Regions from separate parts of the Homo sapiens genome. Here region 1 is linked to region 2. A link is a contact called in ENCODE Hi-C or POLR2A ChIA-PET data. All regions are on one chromosome and are shown on one strand. Each heading gives the region's core, a stretch centred on a gene start or an enhancer-like site at or near the end of the contact. The rest is flanking DNA. Distances are from core to core; before and after follow the strand shown. Region 1 overlaps TEK (TEK receptor tyrosine kinase). Region 2 overlaps TEK (TEK receptor tyrosine kinase).

What was found. Hi-C counts contacts between places; a loop is a spot of excess contacts on that map. ChIA-PET counts read pairs that join two places held with the same protein, here RNA polymerase II (POLR2A). Pooled maps may share reads with other maps.
Region 1: a map of endothelial cell of umbilical vein shows a loop between it and region 2 (4-fold over the local background). The contact joins two enhancer-like sites. A Hi-C loop is called at or near these places in 7 of 168 maps with a recorded cell type or tissue (Right ventricle myocardium inferior, aorta, ascending aorta and 4 more) and 6 of 50 pooled maps. POLR2A ChIA-PET finds 5 or more read pairs at or near these places in 2 of 52 experiments (MCF 10A and PC-9).

The regions. Positions count from the first base shown.
Region 1 is chr9:27,191,929-27,196,617 of GRCh38, reverse strand. It overlaps TEK (TEK receptor tyrosine kinase), which reads right to left. Exons shown (of 23, transcript NM_000459.5): 11 at 3,995-4,129. Among named protein-coding and RNA genes, the nearest start is that of TEK, 85 kb to the right of the region's middle. Within about 2 kb of position 2,042, at least 2 of the 41 ENCODE cell types and tissues checked have a DNase peak (open chromatin) inside an H3K27ac peak, as active enhancers do; they include endothelial cell of umbilical vein, where a contact is called at or near this core.
Region 2 is chr9:27,152,904-27,157,111 of GRCh38, reverse strand. The region is part of intron 1 of TEK (TEK receptor tyrosine kinase); the gene reads right to left. Among named protein-coding and RNA genes, the nearest start is that of TEK, 46 kb to the right of the region's middle. Within about 2 kb of position 2,016, at least 3 of the 41 ENCODE cell types and tissues checked have a DNase peak (open chromatin) inside an H3K27ac peak, as active enhancers do; they include endothelial cell of umbilical vein, where a contact is called at or near this core.

The DNA.
Region 1 (4,689 bases), core at 793-3,292, 39 kb before region 2:
GCCAATGGTTACTGTTTTTACTGTTTGGCTTGGTAAAAAGCCAAACCTCTTTTCTTCCAAATTACCCAGTGTCAGGTATTTCTTTATAGCAATGCAAGTACAGACTAATACAAGGGTGGAGTCAATGACAGCGCTAAAGGGCACCTTTTAAGAGTAACCTTGGCTTCTAGAATAAGATACCACCTCATAAGCTATCAAAGAAACACAAGCAAGTGGCCCATATGATACTTTTTTCCCTACCAAAATGATTCATTACATTATTTATAACAGCAAACAATTGGAAGAAACCTAAACACTCAAAATAGGAAACTGCTTTAATAAATTATGATATAGCCATTCAGTGGAAAAATAGATAACTAGGATAAGTATGAAAGCCCAATAAAGAGACTTCAAGTACATGTAGGCATGCTAAAAGTTATGTCTACAATGGTGAAGGATAGGAAGGAAACTGATAAAAATCAAAACAGTAGATTTGCCAAGGTTATGGGATTATGGGAGAGTATTTACCGTTTCTGTTACCATTTTGAGCAATACATTGTAAAGCAATTTAGGGGTTCCTTCCCCTTAGCAAGATTTTCAGAAATCATACAGCTGTGGTGGCAGGGCCAGGCCTATTCCTGCTCTGATCACATCAAGGTATCCGCTATGACTACGTGATGCCTGGCCATAATCACCCACAGGAGCCTGGGCTACCAAGACATCACTGAATAGAAACAATATGGGTTTTAAAATCAGAGAGACAGGAACATGCCACTTTACTTTTGCAACCTTGGGCAAATTCATAATCTCTCCAAGTTCACCTGTAAAATAAAATTAAAATATCCATCTTCCAGACTCAGGAGTAATAAGTGAGAAAATGGATGTGAAAATGCTTGGAAGGTGTTAGGGGCTCTATTAACACTGGTTTCCTCCCTCCCTTCCTTCTTTCGAGATGTCTTATGTCACTGGACAAAGGAGGAAATAGTGTGTTTTCAGTTAATAATAGTAAATTGATTTTTAAATTCCAGATATGAAGTCCTTCCAAAACGTAGGATAGAGATCCTCTAATTCATGCATTCTCAGTAGGGACACAATCACTCCTATGGGGCAAAAAAATTTGTTCTTAGTGTATGAGAAAATTTCAGATTACTACAATTGTTTACAGAGGACCATAATACAGAAACAGATATAGAGCATATCTGTGGTATTAAAATTTCACGGGAGGCAGGATCTACTAGGATAAACGTATCTGAAACAGCTCACTGGGGATGAGCAATACATTTTTTTTTAAAGGTTGAGAAACACTGCTCTTACTCTTGGTTCGAGGTGAGAGGAAGGGTCTGTTTCCATCTACTGGGAATTAAGTCCCACCAGCCTGGTTCTGACTACCCTCAGACTAGTGAGAACCAGCAGCTAGGCATGCATTTTCTTGGCATTATGCAAAAGGTCTGATGGCCCTTTCTCTGTAACCTTTGCAAATGGAGAGAGGTGATGCCATCTCCTCTTGTTAACCTCTGAAGTTTAACCTCCAAAATAGCCACCCAGAGTGGTTTAGGCAGGTTTGCAATGACAAAGGAGAATGGGGAGTTGATATTTTGGAGAATACATTTACACCTCCTAATCCTGTGCCTGGTACAGAAGAGTAACTCAATAAATAGTCATTTCCCCTTTTCCCGCCCTTTGGGAACATGATTACCCCATACGCCTCCCTGTCTGCCCCTTTCTGCACTATGTTCAGAAAGTGTTCTCTTCCTTCCCCTCCCGGACTCCCTGGCCTTCACCATCTCAATCAACACACATAAACAGTGCAACTGCCAGACGAAATGAAAAGCAAACAGCAGCAAAATTCAAATGATGGGAAAAGAAGAACCTTCAATAATCCCCTTCCCGCCTACCCCTGAGAACTACTTTGAAATATTCTGAGAGACCTCCTGGCTGCAACACATTCTGAGGGCTGAAGACAGTACAGTGTGGGGCTGTGAAGTGTTTTATGTTCTGTTCCATAAATACTTTCCATCTGAGTCAGTTTATGCTCTTCCCCTCTTGACTCACCAACAGTGACTTGAGAGAGAATTAACTACCATTTGCCTTTTAGCAGTAACATGATGACATATCAGGGATCCCTTGGGTCATGGTTGTAGAGGTCCCTTTTTCCTCTCTATATAGTTTCTGGGTTTATTTTTTATATTCACAACCAGGTGGGTCCCCAAGCAGCCATTTCTTACTTGTGTGTAATGCTTCTATAAGTCTCAGAGTAGCTTTTGAGTCTCATTTGGTTCTTTAAGGATGCTGCTAGTAACATAAAAACTAGGTGGGTGGTGTGAAGGAAGGATGTTTCTGTTAAGGGTGCACAATCTCTGCAGAAGAAAAGTGGATGTTCTTCCTGGTTTTTTCACTCAATCATAACATATCCTTCTACTTTTAGTAAATGGAGTAAAACACAGGCAAATATGTGAACTGGGATAATAAGCTGGTGCCTTTGGGATTCTAGGTAGAAATAATAATTGGAGAAACAAAAGGATATGGAGCCTGGACTGGGAGTGGTGACTCATCCCTGTAATCCTAACACTTTGAGAGGCCAAGGCTGGGGGACTGCTTGAGGCAGGAGTTTAAGACCAGCCTGGGCAACAAAGCAAGACCCCGTCTCTACAAAAAAAATTTTTTGAAGTAGCCAGATGTGGTGGTGTGCCTGTAGTCCCAGCTACTCAGGAAGCTGAGGTGGGAGGATGACTTGAGCCCAGGAGATAGAGGCTGTAATGAGTGTTGATCAAACCACTGCACTCTCCAGCTTGAGTGACAGAGCAAGATCCTGGCTCTAAAAGACAAAGATATGAAGCCCGAAGATTTAGTATGGTGATGCATCTTACTGTTATTAAGTACTCTGAGTCTCTACTTTTCAATCTGTAAAATAGGGAAGATGATAATTCTTACTTTCCTAGGTGATATAAATCAAATATATATGAAGTTGAAAGTATAAAGTACTGACCAAGAGAGAGTAACAGAATGGTTATACACAGTGAACAATTCAAAGAACCAGGAATGGAACCTTACAAAAGATCACTCCAGTATTTCAATGGAGGGTACCTGGGTAACAGAAAGCTGGAGGTCAGGTTAGCATCAAGGAGGCTTCACAGAGTTAATTAACGCAATAGAAGGCCAGTCAATACCAAACACCACTGAGAAGTCCAGAAGTAATTTTACACATGTTATCTAGAACGTGTGGACCCAGGACCAGCAGCATCACTTGGGAACCTACTAGAAATGCAAATTTTTGAACCCCGGCCCCATCCTCACCTCAAAACCATTGAATCCGAAACTCTGGGGACGAGGCCCAGAAACATCTTTTAACAAACTCTCTGAGTGATTCTGATGGACACTTAGGTTTGAGAACCACTGATTTAGAAAAGGGAGGTAAATATAAGAAATAGCTTAAGGAGATGAAAGTGGCTACCTATAGGAAGCAGGACTGGGAGGTGGAGGGTGGAGCAGGAGAATGCTGTTCTTTAGATAAAAGCTTCTTATTCTATTTGATGTCATGACTCTGACCATGAATTACTTTGAAAAATTGGAAATTATTTTTGAAAATAAATAAACTGGGACTTCTAAAATATGCCTGTGGCAAGAGCCTGGTCTGGGCCCTTAAGATGGAAACAGGAAGCCAGTGATAAAATGCAGGAGCTGAAGCTCAGCACAGTTGCTGCTGTGTAAATCCCAGCTCCTAGGGGAGGCCCTGCCTTCCTGAAGGCTCATCTGCTTCCTTCTCTGTCCCTACAGAGTGCTGCAGACCTCCTCCCCCAGGGAGACAGACCAGGAGTCCAACCCAAATAAAGGAACAGTTTGGCTTGAAGTTGCTAGCCTTCCTGTCACTTTCCCACCCATTCAAAAGCGAACTCCTGCCACCTCCATCCCCACCCACCCACTCACCCACCACCACCCTTCCTGGTCTTCCTTCCTCTTTCCCCTTCCTCCCCCTCCCACCCAGCTCATGAATAAATGCCTGTTGGCTTCCACTGACCGATAGAAGCTGTTGTGAAGCGTCTCACAGGTCCAGGATGCCCTTCCCCACCCTCTCCACGACGGACCAGTTGCACACAGAGTTCATATTCTGTCCGAGGTTCCAAATAGTTGAGTGTAACAATCTCATTTGTCACTGAGAAGAGAAAACGTCCAGGAAACTTAAGTTGGCATTCTCTTACATTCCTTAAGCCGGGGTTGTTGTTATTGCGATGTGAACTAATTTTAGGTTTTCAAAACTACGTCTTAGTGAAACAGAGAGGCAATTCCATCTTCAAGGCCTCATCCTTCCCAATATGAGGAAAATTAGGCTTTTGAAATGTTTCCAGGTTACAATGTACACATTAAAGTGTGTATTTCTGTGCCACTTACACATTTCTGCTCTGGTGCTTTTGTCTTTTCATTTGTAGAATAAAACCTCACAAATCTATATGGAATACCAGATTGGGGGAATACTCAATTAGAATAATTTAATTGCTACTGTTTTCAAGTATGTACACTGATTGCAATCAAGCTATCGAGAGAAAAAGATGCTTAGGAGGTTTGCTCAAAATGACCAGAAAACTGATTTGCAATGGTCATACTATTACAATGAAGCATTCTGAAGTCCTTGAAAATAGCACCCATAAACAAATGGTATCTGTCTCTTTTCTCCTTACCTATTTGCTTTAGTCAGCCTCTGTTTCTCCATGGATA
Region 2 (4,208 bases), core at 767-3,266:
CCTTACCCAAACTTTAAATTTTATGAATTTGTTCTGTAAATGAGGAAGTACACTTTTAAAAAGAAAATCCTCTCATGTTATTTTCTCACTATTTCTCTTTCTTTCTCTCTCTCCCCTCCCCACCCCTCCCTTTTTTGATTTCTAAAGGTTCTAACATGAGCAGATAGAGTCTGTGTCTATTCTCTCCTCTTTAAATGTGGAAATATCAGGGATGGAAAATGTTCTCTAGCTCCAGTGATGGTTGGCTCTCAAATGTGCATAAAACAATCAGGAGACTAGAAAAATCAATTGAGTGATGAGGGCCCAACTAGAGTCTCAGAGACCTTTGTGTAGAAGTGATTCAAATAAGCTACATGTTATCTTATTGAATACCCATTAAATTCAGCAACTCTGTGAGGTATGCACCATTATCTCAATTTTAAATATGAAGAAATGAAGGCTCAAAAGATTGAGCAGCTAGTTTCATTTTCCACAGCTATTGAAGGCAGAGCTGGGATTCAAATGCTCACTGGTCTTTGATTCCTTGGATACAAGATACTCTTTCCTACCTCAAAGCCTTTGCTGTTCCTTCTGCCTGGAATGTTTTTCTCCACTCTTGGCATGGCCACCTTCTGCTTGTCCTTTGGGTCTCAGCTTAAGTGCCACTTTCTCATAGAAGGCTTCTCTACCTGCCTTATCTATAATACCTATACACTCTCATCCCATTGACCTCTAATTTGGCCTCCTGTTTTATTCATACAGATTACCATAATTTGTGATTATTTTATTTACTCTCCCTCTAAATGATAAACTCCAAATGTTCTGTATAGGAAGAGGAATTTAGGAATTGGTTTACAATGGAATATTCTCCGTAATCTCAACATATAGAGGACTTAAGTATTTGTTGGATGAGTGTATGGATGAATGGGATGGATGGATGGGCAAATTTTATTTCAGATCTGCCTGACTGAAGTCCATCCATTTGCTCGGCTTCCAATTCTAGAATAATAAGGTTAAAAATGAAAGTGCGGGCCAGGCACAGTGGCTCATGCCTGCAATCCCAGCACTTTGGGAGGCCGAGGCAGGGGGATCACCTGAGGTCAGGAGTTTGAGACCAGCCTGGTCAACATGGTGAAACGTTGTCTCTATTAAAAATACAAAAATTAGCTGGGTGTGGTGGTGGGTGCCTGTAATCCCAGCTACTCGGGAGGCTGAGACAGGAGAATCATTTGAGCCCGGGAGGCAGAGGTTCCAGTGCTGCGCACCAGACTGGGCGACAAAGAGCAAAATTCTGTCTCAAAAAAAAAAAAAAACAAAAGTGCTCCCCCGAGTCTGAACTGACCTCCTTGCCCATATTTAACTGTTTTGGGGCAAAAAAACATTATTCCCAATGTTTTGGGGAAAAAAACATTACAATTTTTACAAAATGCCAAAGAAAAGTGACCAATGACTGCTGAGCGTTTAAGGCTAATATTCATTTACCAGAATTTTTGAGCACCTACTTATGTCAAGCATTGTACCTGATATAAAGTCCTCATATAATTTGTTTTTAATGGCAATTGCCAGTGTTTACTGTATTCAGTGATGTTTTGAGGATAATCTTGGTACAAATTAAACCTTTATCTGAATGATTAGAAAGAAAAATTTCAAAGTCAAGTCTTCGTGTAAGCAGGAGTTACACCTGCATTTTATTGTAATATTAACTCATTACATGAGATTGAGGGAGAAAATCTCCACTAGAATGAGTTCCCAAGCCTGGCCTTGAAGCATCCATTTTACTTCTAGCCTCATTGGTAACTTTTAAGATCTCAGGACAGAGAATACAAGTTAGGATAGTAAAAACATTGAAAGAGACGACGAGCTACAAAGCCTAACAGTGGAATTACAGCCTCCAAAAATAACACCAGCACACACCTCCCCTTCCACGTACATACCCAGGCCTGACTCTGAGTGAACACCACTTCATCTCTCACACTCACACATTCCAGGCATGTTCCAGAAAGAGTCATCAAGAGGAAGGAAACACTGTAATTCTTTCAACTCCAGTTCAATCCAGCCCCATTTCTAGGGCCAGTCAAGAGTCTTGCCAAAACCACAGGATCTGCTCTGAGCTCCCAGCGGTGGCAGTGGCCGTGGTTTATTTAATAGCTTTAGGAAATAATACAAAATGCAGTTGATTTGAAAAGACAACCAAGCTATGTATAAATTATTTCTAGGTATGTATCTAGTTTCTTTTTCCTCTTGCTCCTTTCAGAGATCTCCCTTTACTTTCAGTGACGGAAAAGGAAATTGTGGCCTCTGGGAGTCTGGACTTGACTATACTTCGCTACCCTTGTTCAGCATGCCGGTTAAGGAAGACCTCTTCCACCAGCCAGTACTCTGTCCTTTGTAACCCCATTTACAGTACCAGAAGGATCTTCTATGTGAGCTTTGGGTATAAGAAGACATACCTACCAGCTTCCTAGGATGAGTCTTGAAAATCACCTGCTTAGTTTTCTTAAAATGAGAATCTATAGTTGTATTTGCTAGTATCTGCCTAAAGAATTTCTAGAAGGTGACACATAAAAAGAAGAACAACGATGACCTATTCGGGGGAACTGGGTAGTTGGGGCACAATGGTAAAAGGAAGACTTTTCCCTATATGCTTGTGTGTACTGGCTTTTGAACAATTTGACTATTATTCACACATAAAAATTAAACGTAAAAAAAAGTGTTATGGCCCATTTCTTAAAAAGGGGCAGCTGGAGGCTGGGCGCGGTGGCTCATGCCTGTAATTCCAGCACTTTGGGAGATTGAGGCAGGCGGATCACCTGAGGTCAGGGAGGGATAGCCTTAGGAGAAATACCTAATGTAGATGACAGGTTGATGGGTGCAGCAAGCCACCATGGCATGTGTATACCTATGTAACAGACCTGCACGTTCTGCACATGTATCCAAGAACTTAAAGTGTAATAAAAATAAATAAATAAATAAAAGAGAGACAGAAAGAGAGAGAGAAAAAAATGGCAGCTGGAAAAGAATCAAGAGCCATGGACATATATGTCCCTTTATGTCTCATCCTTCAGCCCTATATCTACTCCAAATTTCAAATTACATCCAAATAATGCATTTTTCTCTTTCTCTCTTCTTTGAACTAATAATAGGAAATGTGATGTTATCTCACAATGCTGAAAAATAAAGGAGTTAAAACTTAATGCTGAAAAAAAAAGTAGCCAAACAGCCTTTCAGAAAGAATAGAGCAGAGGCTCCACGACAACGAGTACAACTGTGGTCCGTGGCTTCTTGAAAGAGTTCTGCTGCTGACACCATGAAAGGCATGGCTGCCACTGCATATCTGGTGCCACTCAAGACATTTTCTAATAGAGACATTTCCTGAGAATCATTGCCAGAAGACAGATCCTATCTGGGCTCATACCAATATCAATCTCTCTGCTTAATACCCTTTCTTACATTATAGCGCTATCCTCTCCAAATCATGTTGGGGACGGATAGTGAGTTGTTTCATCACAACCATATCTAAAAGGCTCTGATCAAATTCATTAATAGTTTAATTCATACTTCTATCATGAAGGCTAATAATTTGCTGAAACAAGATGCATATTTAATATCATACATCTTATAAGTTTTAGAGATTAATGCTATTTTTCCTTAACAAAGATCTCTCAAATACTTTTTCTTTTTTTGAGACGGAGTCTCGCCCTGTCGCCCAGGCTGGAGTACAATGGTGCGATCTGGGCTCACTGCAACTTCCGCCTCCCGGGTTCAAAAGAATCTCCTGCCTCAGCCTCTCGAGTAGCTGGGATTACAAGTGCCCGCGACCACGCCCAGCTAATTTTTTTTCTATTTTTAGTAGAGGCGGGGTTTCACCATGTTGGCCAGGCTGGTCTTGAACTCCTGACGTCGTGATCCACCCGCCTCGGCCTCCCAAAGTGCTGGGATTACATGTGTGAGCCATGCGCCCAGCCTCAAACACTTTTTCAATGTTTGCATAAAAGTGTGTCCTTGTTTATAAGGAACTACTTGGCATTGTGGCATGACGTCTACCAAGTTAACAACCAAGCATCACAAGTGAAGCATAACAATCCTCTAAAATGTTTTGCTCACTGTATTTTCTGTGTTCTATATTGAACAGTATCTAATCTTTCTTAGTAGCGTCTTCTCACTAAATCTTATTATGGTGAACTCAAAATGTTGTTTAACTCTAGTTTTTATATTTACATTTTCTTGTA